Linked DNA regions of Homo sapiens: region 2 is linked to region 1. The links are chromatin loops, found by intact Hi-C in ENCODE. Cell type or tissue: chondrocyte. All regions are shown on one strand. Each heading gives the region's core, and the rest is flanking DNA. Links, peaks and the distances in the headings are about the cores only.

Region 1 (9,019 bases), core at 729-8,728:
ACTTAGATCTGCAAAGTAGAAAAACATATACAACTTCAGTAATAGTCAACTTCACTATTCATATTAAATTAACCTCAAAATTGAGAAATTGTTCATTTTGTATCAAGTTTGTATTATTATAAAGTCAGTTTTAATGTAAGACATCAATAATTATTAGAAACAGTATTAAATAGTTGAAAAAATAAAAACATTACTTTTCATAAATAATGGAAAATTAATGCTTTTTTTTTTTTTTATAATACAGGGAGCAGAGTAAAATAATACGAACAAAGCAAGACTTTGGAGTCAGAGAGATCTACTTTGAATCCCAGTTCTTACTAGTTGAGAGATATGAACAAGTTACTTAAATTTATGTAAGCTTCCCTTTCTTCATCTATAGAGATAACAGTACCTACTTCCCAAAATGGTTAGGATCAAATGAGATAATATATGTAAGCCAAGTTCCTAGTAAGCAGTAAACAATAGTCAGTGTATATGTACAAATTCTGCAAGGTACTACCATTAACATTAATGACAATATGAACTTAAAGACTTACAAGCCTGGGCGCAGTGGCTCACGCCTGTAATCCTAGCACTCTGGGGGGCCAAGGTGGATGGATCACCTGAGGTCAGGAGTTCAAGACCAGCCTGGCCAACATGGCAAAACACTGTCTCTACTAACAACACAAAAATTAGCCAGGCGTGGTGGCGCATGCCTGTAATCCCAGCTACTTGGAAGGCTGAGGCAGGAGAATCGTTTGAACCCAGGAGGCAGAGGTTGCACCGAGCCAAGATCACACTACTACACTCCAGCCTGGGCGACAGAGCGAGACACGGGGTGGGGGGGCATCAGGGGGTGATGGGAGATGGCGGGTGGGGAAGACTTACATAAAAAGTTCGTATGGCACCATTTTACTCTATACTTCATTTTTCTGATTTTTGTTTTTTGTTTTGAGATGGAGTCTCGCCCTGTCGCCCAGGCTGGAGTGCAGTGGCGTGATCTCGGCTCACTGCAAGCTCCGCCTCCCAGGTTCACTGTCATTCTCCTGTCTCAGGCTCCTGAGTAGCTGGGACTACAGGCGCCCGCCACCACACCCAGAAAATTTTTTTTTTTGTATTTTTTTGTATTTTTATTAGAGACAGAGTTTCACCATGTTAGCCAGGATGGTTTCGATCTCCTGACCTTGTGATCCACCCGCCTCGGCCTCCCAAAGTGCTGGGATTACAGGTGTGAGCCACTGCGCTCAGCCTCTTCTGACGGTTTTTAATCCCCAAAAAGAAGTAAATACATTTCTACTTCTAGATCTTTCACCCTACTTTGACTATGACAGATGAAATTACAAATTTCCAAAGCAAGTAATTACAATAATTTTATCAACATATTAAAAAGTAAATATAGATGCACATCTCCTAATTTCAATCAATTTTAGCAATAATTACCTGCGTCAATGGCTCCACTGACCCAATATATGTATCAGGACGAAGAAGAATGTGTTCAAGTTGTGTCTTCTTCTGATACACTCTCTCAACAGACAACTTCTTTGAAGAATCATTTTTGTTGGCAGTTTCTGACTCTTCTTTTTTTGCAGCATTGTTCTGATCAAAAAGAGTCTAAAATTAACCAAAAAATCAAATTTAAATAACCTACCAAGGGGTAGACAATGAGTATGGACACACGACATGGGTTTTCTTTTTTAATGGCAAAATTATCTTTCAGACTGATTTTTTAAATCTAAAGAAAACACAGGTCTATTTACTGACCGTCTGGCTCTTATTATACAACATGAACCTGTAGTTTTGACTGAGCCCAAAACGTGGGTATAGTCACCAGAATCACTAGAGCAGTCTCCAGCAATCCAAAAATACAAACATTTCCCAATTCTGTAAGATATCAAGTTTGTTTGTTTGTTTTGTTTTTGAGACAGAGTCTTGCTCTGTCACCCAGGCTAGAGTGCAATGGTGTGATCTTGGCTCACTGCAGCCTCCACCTCCCAGTTTCAAGTGATTCTCCTGCCTCAGCCTCCTGAGTAGCTGGGACTACAGGTGCGCACCACTATGCCCAGGTAATTTTTTTTTTTTTTTTGTATTTTTAGTAGAGACAAGGTTTCACCATGTTGGCCAGGCTGGTCTCGAACTTCTGACCTCAGGTGATCAGCCTGCCTTGGCCTCCCAAAGTGCTAGCATTACAGGTGTGAGCCACCACACCTGGACTCAAGTTAATTTTTGTGGTCCTCAAAACCTCCCAAGAAATTTGAGTTCTGGTGAAGTTACAGAATCACAATGACTGAACCTGGCTAGGTGCAGGAGCCCCAAAAGCTTCCAGATGTAAGCTTCCCACCATTAAGCTACTGAAGACTACAGTATAAACAAAAATGACCTACACAAAATATTAACCTATGTAGTTAATAAACACTGATATGACTGAAATGGCTTATAAAATCCTCAAATTTCACACATTTGTAGATCATGCCAATAATTCCTCACATATCAGCTCTGGGTGTCCCAATACTGATCCCAGTTTCTCTACCAGTTTCAAGGAGGCACAGGTTGGTGATCTTAATTCTAAACATTCCTACAGCAGATGAGGATGTCAAATCAAATTTCCAAGGTCTACAAATTTCCTTGTCTTCTTAAGAGCAGCAGAGAATATACTTCTCTCCTTCTGGGATTCCTTAATGCTGACAAATATGACATCCCACTAAAAAGATATTGTGATGGCCTATCTTTTCAGAATCAAAAAATAACTCAAAAGACACAATGAGAATTAAAATATCTTCAGAGGCCTTCAAATTTTAGTAGAAATTAAAGAAACAGAATACAGATAATAGGAGATACAGAGATTTTGTGCATTTAAACAAGCAGTATGCAATTTCAATTCCGCTTTAAAGTTTTTATTTTTAAAAACTGTATCATTAAGTATGTTTAAAAATCAAAATACATGACCTCTGAAAAGTCTAAACGAAGATAAGAATTTAATATATCCTCAGGAAACTCAAACGTTAATTATAATTTCACAATGCAGTAAGTTTTATATACAATTAAAGATTTAATAATATTTCAAAATAAAAGTATTAAAAATAACTCATTTTACTAGATTTTAAACTATATTCTTATACATTCCTACATTTATAAGTTTTTCCATTAACACTGCTCAAAGACAATTAAAAGTAGCTTTGGATAAAAGAAAATAATTCTGTTTCACAAAGTTTTCACATTCACATTCCACTTCTGCAAAAGTTAGACGATGAACTAGCCGGCCAGAAAGATGAACTTTATTTTTAAAATACCAGATAGTCTTCAAATTTCTAATCGTATTCTTTGCTTTTTATGAAGAAATAGTTGATTGATAAAAACAAATTTACATTTAAGGGCCAGGCGCAGTGACGTTAATTTATAGAAACGATTCTAACAATAAAATCATAATTTATTTTTTAATGAAGCCTCAAAATAGTTAGAACAAAGATCATAATCATTAAAATCACACTCTAAGAAAGTACTCAAAGAAGATAGATGCTATGGAATCGAAAGTAGGTAACATTTTACCATTAACTTAGAACTGCTATTCTAAGTCTGCAATTATTGACATAAAGGTTGAAGACACATGATAACCATACAAATAAAAGCTTTCGTATTCCAGGCTACTCTTCTAAAACCAACCCCATCACAAAGAAAATATTTTCAAGATTAGACTCAACCAGAGGCTCATGTCTATCTAATTTGTATGAACTAAACTGAACTAAAGGGCACACAGGGATAAAAAAAAAAAAACAGGAGTAAAACCTTACCTCATGCTTTCTTCAAGAATTTACAACTTTTTCCACACTTCCTTACTTATAATCACCACCTCTTCCTCCCTGCACCTCTTCCCAAATGGATATATTACAAAAAAAAGTTTGAAAGCTTGAACCCACCAAATTCCTATCAAGTTCAAAGACTTACCATTCTTGCTAAGATAATGTCTAAAAAAAACAGGTAACATTTGAGTGTGGTCAGCCAGATGGCAAAACAAGAAACCCCAGGCCTTTCTTTCCCCATGAAGACAAGGATTCAACAATAACAAACAATCCAACTGCCTTTGTGATAAGTTCCAGCACCCCAGGTGAGCATAAAATAGCATCAAAGCTCATGTCCTCCCTCCTATCTGCCCCAGCAAGGCAAGATTGAGAAAAACAAACAAGACAACAACAACTTCCACCTTCTCCCTGGGGAGGAGCAGAAAAGGAATATACCTCCAATGGAACAGCTGAGGGCAGTGCTACCCTAGAAACTTCTTGACTGAATCTAAGTACTGACATTGAACAGGGTGCCAGGTTGAGGGCCATTGAAAACAAAAGCAAAGTGCTTTGGTTTAGCATCAGACCCTGCAGTATCAGAAACAGACACAAGGTGGAGCTCCAGTACTGTAGTTTACTACAGCACGAGACGCCACAAGTAAAGCAGACAAAGACACACCAGAGGGAGCAGACAGATGGACAGAGGCAAACCTCTTCAATTAAGAAATTACAAACCCAAAGAGGATGCATCCCCATAAAAGATTTGTGAGGTCTCAGGATTCTCTAGCTAGACTAACTGGATGAAGAAAGTCTTCCCAGTATGAAACCAGACCGCAAAGACCAGAGAGTTAGCTAAGCCTTCAAATGCCAAAGCCCTAACAGAAAATAACAATACAAAGAAACAGGGAAATACAGCCGATTCAATGTAAAAAACTAAATTGCAGCCAGGCGCAGTGGCTCACACCTGTAATCCCAGCACTTTGGGAGGCTGAGGCAGGCAGATCCCTTGAGCCCAGAGCTCAAAACCAGTCTGTGCAACATGGCCAAATCTTATCTCTAGCAAAACAAAACAAAAAAAAATTAGCCAGGTGTGGTAGTGCACACTTGTAGTCCCAGCTACTTGGGAGGCTGAGACGGGAGGATTGCCTGAGCCCAGAAGGTCGAGGCTGCAGTGAGCCATCTGCACACAACTGTACTCCAGCCTGGGTGACAGAGCAAGAGCCTGTCTCAAAAAAATAATAAATAAATCACCACAAATTGAGCCTAAAGAAATGGAAATATATTGTCATACAAAGAATTCAAATTAACTGCCATAAGGATGCTTAATGAAATAAATGAGTACAGATGAACAAACAAAAACTCGGTGTAACAATGCATAAACAAAAGGAAAAAATCAACAAAGATAAAAACTATGATGAAGTAGCAAACATTATTTCTGGAACTGAAGCATACAGTAAATGAATTGAAAATACACTAGAGGGATGTAACAGTAGACTTGAGCAGGCAGAATTTTTTTAAATCAGCAAATTTGAAGACAGGACTTTCAAAATTGCCAAGGGAAAGGAGCAAAAAGGCAAAGGAATGAATAAACATAAAAAGAGCTTAAAGAACTTATGGGCCACTATCTATCAGAACAACATATACATTATGTAAGCCTCAAAGGAGAAGAAAGGGAGAAATGGAGAAAGAGCCTATTTGAAGAAATAATAGCTGAAAACTTTCCAAATCTGAGGACATAAATGCATATACAAATTAAAGAAGCTCAAAGAACTCCAAGGATAAATCTAAAGAAAACTACACCAAGACACATCATAATTATACTGTCAAAAGTCATAGACAAAGAGAGAATCTTAAAAGCAGCAACAGAAAAGTGAATCATCAATTACAAAGGAGCTTCTGTTAGATTACTAGCCAATTTCTCAGCAGAAACCTTGCAAGATAGAAGGGATTGGAAGAATATATCTGAAGTACTGAAAGAAAAAAAAAAAAAACACTGCCAACCAAGAACATTGTATCCAGCAAAAGTGCCCTTCAAAAATGAAGTAGAAATTAATACTTTCTTAGATAAACAAACACTGGGACAGTTCATCACCACTAGGTTTGCCCAACAAGAAATGATAAAGGGAGTCCCTTAAAGCAAAAGGATAAAAAATAGCAACACAGTAACACAAAAATACATAACTCCCTGGTAAAGTCCAAGGAGACTCCAAAAAGTTCTTGGAAAAATGGAATCAAAAGATAAAAATAAAAAATATAAATTTTATTTCTCAACAAAAGCTCCATAAAGGTCAAGACACTTTTATAAGTGATGATATCAGCCATTTAGCTCAACTCTGAAGAACCAAGGGTCTTGGGAATTTAACCATGCCAATGCAGTCTTTTTACATTATCAACTGAAAAAATTAGGTGCCTTTTAAAGATTTAAGATTAGTAAACAAAAAAAGTCAGAAGGAGCAAAATCAGGATTATAAGATGGATGCCTAATTATTTATCATCAAAACTCTCATAAAATTGCTCTTGTTTGATGAAAGGAATGAGCAGGAGTACTGTCATGATGGAGAAAGACTCTGGTGAAGCTTTCCTGGGGATTTTTCTGCTAAAACTTTACCTAACTTTCTCAAAACACTCTTATAATAAGCAGATGTTATCGTTCTTTGGCCCTTCATAAAGTCAACAAGCAAAATGCCTTGAGCATCCTAAAAAACTGTTGCCAAGACCTTTGCTCTTGACCTGTCTGCTTTCGCTTTGATTGGACCACTTCCACCTCTTAGTAGCCATTGCTTTGATTGTGCTTTGTCTTCAGGATTATGCTGGTAAAGCCCTGTTTCATTTCCTGCTACAATTATTTGAAGAAATGTGTCAGTATCTTGATCCCATTTGTTTAAAATTTCCATTAAAAGCTTTGCTCTTGTCTGCAGCTGATCTAGGCACAATGGTTTTGGCACTCATTGAATGGAAAGTCTGTGAATCTTTAATTTTTCATATAGAATTGTGGAAGCTGAACCGACTGAGACATCTATGGTGTTAGCTATTGTTTCTGCTATTAATCATTGGTCCTCTTAAATAAGGGCATGAACATGATTAATCTTTTCCTGACAAATTGATGTAATGGTCTGCTGCTGCAGGCTTCATCTTTAACATCATCTCATCTCTTCTTAAAAGAAGTTATCCATTTGTAAACTGCTCATTTATTTGAGGCATTGGCCCTGTAAACATATTGTAAATCAATGATTTCACCATTCTTTCACCTAAGCTTCTTCATAAACTTGATGTTTGTTCTTGCTTCAATTTTAGCATAATTCATATTGCTCTGACAGGGGCTCTTTTCCAAATGATGTCTTATCCTTCTTAGTACCGCAAACTAGATTTTGTTCAGACACGTTATAACAAGTTAGTACAAGTTTATTTTGATACCAAAAAATTTTGAAATCCATGCATAGTTTTCTCATAATACACATTTTCCATGAACTTTTTGAAGACTATTTGTATACAGACAAATATGGCATCTTCTAGTATTGTAATACAGTAATACAGATCACTTAAATATAGTATAGAATTTTTTAAAGCATAAAAAATAATTCTAAATCTGTGTTAAAATATACACAATATAAAAAGAGGTAAAGTATCATCAAAAACAAAGCAGGGGAGGGCAGAGGTGAAAAAAGGAAGAGTTTTCATATGGCATTGAAGTTACTAATTTAAAATTTATTTTTATCACCTGAAGATATGTTATGTAATGGCAAGGTAAAGTCAAGGAAAATATCTGTAGAATATACACAAAGAGAAATTAGAAGAAAATCAAAACATGTCACTAAAAAAAAAAAAAATCAATGAAACACAAAAGAAGGCAGCAAGGGAAGAAAGATGGACAAAAAAGCTATAAGACATATAAAAAAATAATCAAAATGGCAATAGTGAGTCCATGTCAATAATTACTTTAAATATAAATTGGGCCAGGAGCGGTGGCTCACATCTGTAATTCCAGCACTTTGGGAGACCAAGGTGGGCAGATCACTTGAGGTCAGGAGTTAAGAGACCAGCATGGCCAATATGGTAAAACGCCATCTCTACTAAAAATACAAAAATTAGCCAGGCATGGTGGCAGCCACCTGTAATCCCAGCTACTCGGGAGGCTGAGGCAGAAGAATCACTTGAACCTGAGGCAGAGGTTGCAGTGAGCCAAGATTGTGCCACTGTACTTCAGCCTGGACAACAGAGGGAGATTGTGTCTCAAAAAAAAAAAAAAAGATTAAGTGCCCAAATAAAAGACATAGATTGGCCAATGGAATAAAAAAATAAGATCCAACTACAGGTTGTTTACAAGACATCTGCTTCAGATCCAAAGATGCACAAAGGCTACAAATAAAAGGATGGAAAAAGATATTCCAGAAAACTGGAATCTGAAGAGAGTGGCCGTACTTACATCAGACAACATAGAGTTTAAGATAAAAACTGTCACAAGAGACAGAGTAGGACATTATATGATAAAAGGGTCAATTCACCAGTAAGATATGCATCTAACATTACAGTTCCCAAATTTATGAGCAAACACTGACAGAAGTGAAGGGAGAGAGAGACCAACACAATAATAGTAGGAGACTTCACTAGCCCACTTTCAGTTATGGATAGAACAACCACACAGAAGATCAATAAAGACACAAAGAACTTGAACAACACTATAGACCAATTGGACCTAACAGACATACTCAGAACACTCCAATCAACAACAGGAGAATACACATTCTTTTCAATTGCACTTGGAACATTCTCCAACAAAGACCACATGTTACGTGACAAAACAAGTCTTAACAAACTTAAGAAGACTATAATCATATAAGGTATATTTTCCATCAAAAATGGAATTAAACTAGAAATCAATAGTAGAAGGAAAACAGTAAAATCCACAAATAAGTGGAAGTTAAACAACTCACTCTCATATAACCAATGGGTGAGAGATGAAATCACAAGCGAATTTAGAAAATATCAGGAGACAAATGAAAACCAAAACACAATAGAGCAATATTTATGTAATGCAGCTAAAACAGTATTACACCTAACATTAACAATCAGTAAAGATCTCGAATTAACAACCTAACTTTAGACCCTTTCAAAGAACTAGGAAAAGAGAAACTAAACCAAATTAATGAAGGGAAATAAAGATTAAAACAAAGATAAATAAAATAGAGAATAGAAAAACAATGAGGAAAAAAAATCAATGAAACCAAGAGTTTGTTTTTTGAAAAAATTAACAAAACTGACAAATCGTT
Region 2 (9,019 bases), core at 261-8,260, 470 kb after region 1:
CTTGTTTATTTCCATAGATATGTACAAACGTATTCATAATTAATTTAGAATAGACCAAATGTCTAAAAGCGATAACATTGGGGACTAGGATAATAATTTGAAACAGTGGTACTCAACCTCTTCAGTGCATAACAGATATCAAATATTAGGATGTTTTGCTTTGTTCAAATTCAAAATGACACTAGCTGAAACAGATATGATTGTAACACAATCACATCTACAACAGCACAACAATGTCTTGCAGCATCTATAAAAACATTCACACTTCATTTTGTCCTCCTTCAGCGTCAGGCTGTTGTTAAATAGTATTACTTGCTGCCCTGATGTTAGACTTTTCTAATATACTTAAAACACAATGTCCTCATGTTCCGGGAGACTCACAGTCTTTCCGTTTGGTAGTCTCCATGCCTCTGCCCCTTGCCTCAACATTATAGCAATCATGCGTATGCCCAGAAAAAATAAAAATAAGATTTCACTTGTTGATCAAAACAGCGCTGGTGAAATGTGCTAGTGAAAAACTCTTACTGAAGTATTATATGCAGCATTCTCATTGACTCTATTTAATTCTGTGGGGGAAAACTACAATTGACTATAAATTCTTATTCTGAACTGCTTATCATACATTCTCCCGTTGTCCTAATTAATATTATCTTGTTCATTTTCGCAGATGGAAGAAAGGGAATGAAAAAAGAAAATGAGTTCCTGAGCTATTTTTTAAAAACATATATCATTTTGCATTTTATAGGTTATAACCTATGTATAATGCTAGCATATCATTTAATGCTAACATATCATTTAAAAACCCCACACACAAGGCAGTATACACATGACCAGCTATTTGTTTTTTGTTTTGTTTTGTTTTCAAATAAATATTATATCCTGTTATGAGGTCCATTTTAATCATGCAGCACTACCTTATTTTCTTAAAATAAAACAACCACATACTATTGCTTTCTAGTGAAGTATTGCGATTTATTTAATCAGACCCCAAATGGTAAAAGCCTGGTTGTTTCTACATTCTTGCCACTGCAAACAACACTGCAAAGAATGTTTGCATATTAATTTGCTGACTACATGCTACCTATAAATGTAATAAGTGATTTTCTTTAAACCCTGTAAAATTATCCTGGCTCTTTAACACAACATCATAGTAAGTGAGGAGAAACTGGAATGGTCAGTGTATTAGTCTGTTTTCATGCTGCTGATAAAGACATACCCAAGACTGGGCAATTTACAAAAGGAAGAGATTTAATTGGACTTGGAGTTCCATGTGGCTGGGGAAGCCTCACAATCATGGTGGAAGGCAAGGAGGAGCAGGTCACATCTTACGTGGATGGTGCCAGCCAAAGAGAGAGTGAGAGCCAAGCAAAAGGGGTTTCTCCCCATAAAACTATCAGACCTTGTGAGACCCATTCACTACCACAAGAACAGTATGGGGGAAACCACCTCCTTGATTCAACTATCTCCCACCAGGTCCCTCCCACAACAATGGGAATTGTGGGAGATACAACTCAAGATGAGATCTGGGTGGGGACATAGCCAAACCATATCAGTAAGCATTAACCCCTCATTCCCATCCGTATTGTTGTAACCTGTACCTCTCATATTTATTTTCCATCTATACCTCACTACTTGCAATTTTCCTTAACATGCCATGCTGTTTCACAGCTCCCTGTTTGCTTCCAGGAGTGCTTTTCTGCATTGAAAACCTAACAAATTTCTACTCATCTTTTAAAATCTATTCACACATTGTTACTCCTGCAGAAACGTATTCCCTCCACTACCAGAGTTAATTATCCCCTTTCTTGCAGTGCCCTCTACCTTGTACACACTCCCTCACTGCCCAAATAGCCCTTGATTATAATTATGTATATACATGTTTGCCTTTCTTATTGGACTCTGAGATCCTGACAGATTGGGACTATAACTTACTTGTCTTTTTATCTTTAATGCTAAGTAGACTCATTCTTTTTAGTTATTATCTATCTCTGTTCTTGACACAGTAGATCTTTGTCTAATGTTTGTTAAATGACAAGTGAAAACATTCTAAGTGAACTTGGCTGAATTTAAAGAAGAAAAGCATTTGGGGCCTGTAGTCAATTGTTAGTCATAGATTTGAGGAGATGATGGGGAGTTCTTGTGTTAGAAAGGTCCCTTGGCATGGTGATGGTCTCAGCCTTTTTTCCTGCTTACTCTCTGTGAGTTTTTGGCATTTTCTTTTCTCTGATATTCTTTAGCTTGTTGGCATTGTGACTTTGAATGTTTTGTTAGGCAATTTCCAAATTTACAAGTTTCAAGGAAGCATAATAAAGTTGATAGAAGGGACAGCACTGACACCAAAGTAAAAAATCTTGGGTAAGAAAGAATGAGTGACCAAAAAACGCTTAATAGACCTAAAATATTTATTGGTAATGATGTTTCAAAAGGAATATATGTCTATGTGAGCATATTCAAGGGAATTCCTTATTCTAAGTATGTTGCATTGCCATTAACTCTATTCCAGCCAGGATAAATGATTCCTGCACTTAAAGTGTACATCAAAGACTCATTTTAGCTTTTAGTATAATTACCCTCTATACTTTCAGTATTCTCAAACAATATTCTGAATGACTAATTTTTTAAAACTATAGATTACAGGAAAATAAACCCTCAATTTTTTTAAAAAAAGTATCTACTTTAAAATGTTTTGCTTGATTTTTTAATAGTTTCTACTATGCAAAGAATCAACTTCAAGTTAAATGGCTTGTCTGGTAATTAAATGGAAATTTCTCTCAATATAAATACTCTAAAACCAAACTTGTAGTTATTGCTGTAGTGAGAAGCAAGAGCTTTTAAACCCATATATTAGATAAAATATATTAGTGTCTCAATATCTTAGATTAAAACTGAAACTCTCTACTCATTAAACAATAAATCTCCCTTTTACCTTCCCCCAACCTCTGGTAACCATTATTCTACTAACATCAGCTCTGTGATTTTGATTACTCTAAATATCTTGTAAGTGGAATAATACAGTGTTTGTCTTTTTGTGACTGGCTTATTTCACTTAATATAATGTTCTCAAGGTTCACCTGTGGTATAAATGTATGTGAGAATTTCTTTCTTAAGGCTGAATGATATTCAATTGTATGTATATACCACATTTCACTTATCCCTTCATCTGTTGATGGGCACTTGCATTGCTTCCACATTTTAGCTATTGTGGATAATGCTGATATGAACATTGGGGTAAAAATATCTCTTGGAGGTTTGTTTTCAATTCTTTTGGGTATATACCCAGAAGTGACATTGCTGGATCATATGGTAGTTTTTTGAAAAACAGTCATATTCTTTTCCACAGCTGCTATACCATTTGACATTTCCACCAACATTGCTGCAATTAGTTCACATCCTCACTAACACTTGTTATTTTGTTTTTTTAAATTGTAGCCATCCTAATGGGTGTGAGGTGGTATCTCCTTGTAGTTTTCATTTGCATTTCCCTAGTGATTAGTGAAGCTGAACATCTTTTCATGTGATTTATAACCATTTGTGTGTGTTCTTTGGAGAAATGTCTATTCAAGTCCTTTACCATTTTTAAATTGGGTTATCTGTTTTTGTGTTGTTAAATGTTAGGAATTCTCTATATATTCTAGATATTAATCATTTGCCAGATATATAATTTGCAAATATTGCCTCCATTTTTGTGGGTTTCCTTTTTCTTTCTGTTGATTTTGTCTTTTGATGCACAAAAGTTCTAATTTTATGAAATTCAATTTGTCTATTTTTCCTTGTGTTACCTGTGCCTTTGTTGTTATATCCAAGAAATCACTGACAAATGTAATGATATGAAGCTTTTGCTGTATGTTTTCTTCTAAGACTTTTATAGTTTTAGGTCTTTGACCAAATCTGAGTTAATTTTGGTATATGATGTTAGGCAATAAGATGTTATTCTTCTGCATGTGGATATCCAATTTCTCAGCACCATTTGTTGTAAAGGCTGTCCTTTCTCCATTGAATGGTCTTGGCAATCTTGACAAAAATCATTAGAGACTTTTTAACAAGATGGCCAACTAGATGCAACTGGGAAGTGCTGACTCCACTGAAAGAGACGAATATTTTGACTAAACCAACATAATTTGAACAGATTTTTGGAGAGAAAATACTGAGACTGGATGCAGAAGTGACATAGAAGCTGAGACTGAAGAGAGAGAAAGCTGGGAACCCTGGGCATGGTGCTCGAATGCTAGAGTTGGTTCCCACCTCCAAATGGCTCTTGGGGAAGGGGTGAGTGAAGGGACTGTGGGACCGCCCACTGTTGCTGTGTACCTCTAGGGATCCTAGCTGCAGGGGACCCCACATCACACATGGACAGTTGAGTTGGCAGGGGGATCTTCCCAGATAGTAGATGGAAGTGGGCCTTAAGCCAGTAGGGAGCCAGGGGCCTCCGTACACAGGACAGCTCTGTCGGCCATATCCCAGGGCTCCCCATCTTCCTCCAAGAGACTCTGGCCCCGTTTAACTGTGGCCAGGAGGAAGTGGAGCTGACTTCCCTGTAGGTCTGCCTGCCTGCCAGTCCTTCCCAGGCCCCCTGCCTGGCCACCAACCAGGAGACTATACATAATACAGCCTCGATGACCAACCTGGGTACTTTGCTCCATCTGAGTGCATTCCCAGCAGCCTGGGAGCACTTCAAATCCCCCAGCACACCTGGAACCCAACCCAGAGGGTGGGGATGATGGAGCCACAGGCCAGTCCTGGCAGCCCAGGGCTGCCATGCACCACTTGGGATTGCTAAGCCTGGGGTCCACTCGAGTTGGGGAGGAGCTTACCCTCTCAGAGCACTGAGAGGGAAGAGACGTAGGTTTGTGGGATAGTGTGGGACCAGGGTGTTTCTCCCTCCACAGGGCCAGTTTGGAAAGGATGTGATCTATCTCCCTGCTGTGGCTTCTGCCTGAAGGACTCCAGCAGCCTGGAACACCTAACAAAAGAAACACGGGCACAGTGCAGTGATCAGAGAGGGAGGCTCTCCCAAGGCCCAGGAATGGACCTGGTAAGGGAGAAACCTTCCTCTCCAACCCTCTACCCAGCACCTCTCCCCACCCCCCAATTGCAGAGCACAGCTGCAAACTTGAGGAAATGCAAAGGAGCTGCGTGGCTCAAAGCTTATCTACTGCTCTTTACTCTTAAGCACCATCTACTGGGTCACAGCCCAAACTACAACACAAGAGATATTTTGCTAATATACCCCCCTGTGAAACCAAGGGCAAGAATTTGGCCACAAAGACCCTGTACAGAGCTTTTGACCTCTGAAAACATACAGAAATGAAGCCAACAACTTACATCACAATTAAAGGAACAACAGCCCTCCAAGATGAGAAAGAATCAGTGCAAGAACTCTGGAAATTCAAAAAGCCAGTCCCCTTATCACTAAACAAGTCCATTAGCTCCATAGCAATTGTTCTTAACCAGTCTGAAATGACTGAAATGACAGATATGGAATTGAGAACCTGGATGGCAAGGAAGCTCACTGAGGTTCAGGAGAGATTTGAAACCCAATCCAAGGAATCCAAAGAATCCAGTAAAACAACCTAAGAGCTGAAAGACAAAATAACCATTTTAAGCAATAACGAAACTGAAATTCTAGAGCTGAAAACTAGAAAAATAATTGCATAGAAACAAGAATTCCATAATATAATCGAAGTATTAATAGCAGAGTAGATCAAGCTGAAGAAAGAATCTCAGGGCTCAAAGACCAGTTCCTCAACTCAGTCAGACAAAAAATGAAGAAGAAGAAGAAAAAGAACATATAATTAAGAATAAACAACACCTCTGAGAAATAAGAGATTATATAAAGAGATCAAATTTTCAAAGAGAGAAGGAGAAAGAATAAGCAACTTGGAAAATATATTTGAAGATATAGTCCGCAAAAATTTCCCTAATCTCACTAGAGAGGTTGATATGCGATATGGTTGGGGTCTGTGTCCCTGCTCAAATCTCATGTCAAATTATAATCCCCAGTGTTGGAGGTGGGGCCTGGTGAATGGATCATGAGGGCAGATTTCCCCTTTGATGCTGTTCTCGTGATAGTGAGTGAGTTATCATGAGATCTGGTTGTTTAAAGTGTGTAGCACCTCTCCTCTCTCTCTTCCTCCTGCTCCAGCCATGTAAGACAAGCCTGCTTCCTGTTCACCTTCTGCCATGACTGTGAATTTCCTGAGGACTCCCCAGCCATGCTTCCTGTACAGCCTGCAGAACTGTGAGTCAATTAACCTCATCTCTTTATAAATTACCCAGTCTCAGGTATTTCTTTATAGTAGTATGAGAATGGACTAATACAACATGTGTATTCAAGAAACATAGAGAACCCTGGCCAGATACTATACAAGATGATCATCTCAAGGCATATAGTCATCAGCTTCACCAAGTTCAATGCAAAGGAAACAATCTTAAAGGCAGCTAGAGATAAGGGTCAGGTCACATACAGAGGTAACCCCATCAAGTTAGTAGTGGACTTCTCAGCAGAAACCTGAAGAGATTGGGGACCTATTGTCAGCATCCTGAAAGAAAATAAATGCCAACCAAAAGTTTATTTTTATTTTTAAAATAATTTATTTATTTATGAGATAGGGTCTCACTCTCTTACCCAGGCTGGAGTGAAGTGGCATGAGCTCAGCTCACTGCAGCCTCAATATCCCAGGCTCAGGTAGTCCTCCCACCTCAGCCTCCCGAGAAGCTGGGAGCATAAGTGTGTGCCACCACACCCAGCTAATTTCGTATTTATTTATTTATTTTTGTAGAGATGCGGTTTTGCCATGTTGCTTAGGCTGGCCTCAAACTCCGGGGCTCAAGCAATCCATCCACCTCTGCCTCCCAAAGTGCTGTGGTTATAGGTATGAGCCACTGCATCTGGCCCAACCAAGAATTTCATACTCCACCAAACTAAACTTTGTAAGTGAAGAAGAAATAAAATCCTTGCAGACAAGCAAATGATGAGGAAATTCATTTCAACTAAGCCAGCCTTATAAGAGGTCCTCAAGGGTGTGCTAAACCTCAAATCTAAAGGAAAACACCTGCTACCACAAATACACACTTAAGCACATAGCCCACAGACACTATCAGGCAACTGCACAATCAAGTCTACGTAACAACTAGCTAACAACACAATGACAGGATCAAAATCTCACATATCAATACTAACCCTGAATATAAATGGGCTAGATGCCCTACTTAAAATACATAGAATGGCAATCTAGATAAAAAAACATGACCTATCTGTCTGCTGTCTTCAGGGATCCATCTCACCTGTAATGACACCCACAGGCTCAAAGTAGAGGGATGGAGAAAGATCTACCATGCAAATAAAAACAACAAATAAAAGACAAAACAGTGTTTAAACCACTAACAAGAAGGACAAGAAGGGGTATTATGTAATGAAAAAGGGTTGGATCCAAGAAGAAGACTGAAGTATCCTAAATATATAACCAACATTAGAGCACCCAGATTCATAAAACAAGTTATTCTTCACCTAAAAAAAATAATTACCTAGCCACACAATTATATAGGGAGATTTCAGTAGCCCCACTGACAGCATTAGACAGATCACTGAAGCAGAAATCTAACAAAGAAAGACTGGAATTAAACACAACCCTTGACCAATTGGACCTAATAGAAATCTACAGAATACTCCACCCAACAACCAAAGAATATACATTCTTGTCATCTGCATGTGGAACATATTCTAAGATCAACCACATACTCAGTAATAAAACAAGTCTCAATAAATTCAAAAACATCTAAATTATCCTAAATACAGTCTTGGACCACACTGCAATAAAAATAGAAATTAATATCAAGAATATATCTCAAAACTACATAAATACATGGAAATTAAATAACTTGTTCCTGAATATCTCTTGGGCGAACACCAAAATTAAGGCAGAAATTTAAAAAATTCCTTGAAATTAATAAAAATAGGAGCACAACTTACCAAAATATCTGGGATGCAGCTAATGTAGTGTTAAGAGTAAAGTTTATAGCACTAAACATCTTCATCAAGAAGTTAGAAAGCTCTTAAATTAACAGTCTAGCTTTGCACCTAAAGGAACTAGAAAAAAAAAAAAAAAACAACCGCAAAGCTAGCGGAAGAAAGAAATAACTAAAATTAGAGAAGAGCTTAACCAAATTACAATGCAAAATTTCATACAAAAGATCAATGAAACTAACAGTTTGTTTTTTGAAAGAATAAGCAAAATTGATAGAGTGCTAGCCAAACAAATAAAAAAGAGACATTCAAATAAGCACAATAAAAAATGACAAAGGTGACATTATAGCTCATTCCACAGAAATAAAAAAGGTCCTCAGAGACTACTATGCACACACATTAGAAAATGTACAGGAAATAGATAAATTCCTGGAAATACACAATCTTCCAAGATTGAATCAGGACGAGATTGAAACCCTGAATAGACAAATATCAAATTCTGAAATGGAATCAGTAGTAAAAAACCTACCAACCAAAAAAATTCTGGACCAGATGGATTCACAATCAAATTCCATCAGATGTACAAGAAAGAATTGTACCAGTTCCACTGAAACTGTTCCAAAAATTGAGGAGGAGGGGCTCCTCCCTATCTCATTCTATAGAGCCAACATCAGCTTGATACCAAAATCTGGCAGTGACAGGAGGAGAAAAGAAAACTTCAGGCCAATATCCTTGATGAACATAGATGCAAAAATCTTCAACAAAATACTAGCAAACCAAATCCAGCAGCACATCAAAAAGTAAATACACCACAATCATGGAGGCTTTATTTCTGGGATGCAAGATTGGTTCAACATATGCAAGTCAGTAAATGTGATTCATCACATAAACTGAATTAAAAACAAAACCACACGATCATCTCAATAAACACATTTTGATAAAGTCCAGCAATCCCTCATGATAGAAGTCCTCAACAGACTAGGCATTGAAGGAACATATCTCAAACTAATAAGAGCCATCTATAAAAAACCCACAGCCAGCATCATACTGAATGGA

What was found. Peaks named below come from ENCODE experiments on the same cell type or tissue, not always from the same donor. Only the 100,000 strongest peaks of a DNase experiment are listed, where the experiment ranks them.
Region 2: a loop joins it to region 1, with 6 times the contacts of the local background. A loop is called at or near these places in 10 of 110 quality-filtered maps.

What each region holds. Positions count from the first base shown.
Region 1 is chr3:25,643,881-25,652,899 of GRCh38, forward strand. It overlaps TOP2B (DNA topoisomerase II beta), which reads right to left. Exons shown (of 36, transcript NM_001330700.2): 2 at 1,420-1,590. Among named protein-coding and RNA genes, the nearest start is that of TOP2B, 17 kb to the right of the region's middle. In chondrocyte, for the core only: a CTCF peak has its summit at 4,363 (motif pointing right); no DNase peak of the experiment used is centred there.
Region 2 is chr3:26,113,239-26,122,257 of GRCh38, forward strand. No RefSeq gene overlaps it. Among named protein-coding and RNA genes, the nearest start is that of LINC00692, 240 kb to the left of the region's middle. RefSeq lists an enhancer at 4,604-5,103. In chondrocyte, for the core only: a CTCF peak has its summit at 5,183 (motif pointing left); no DNase peak of the experiment used is centred there.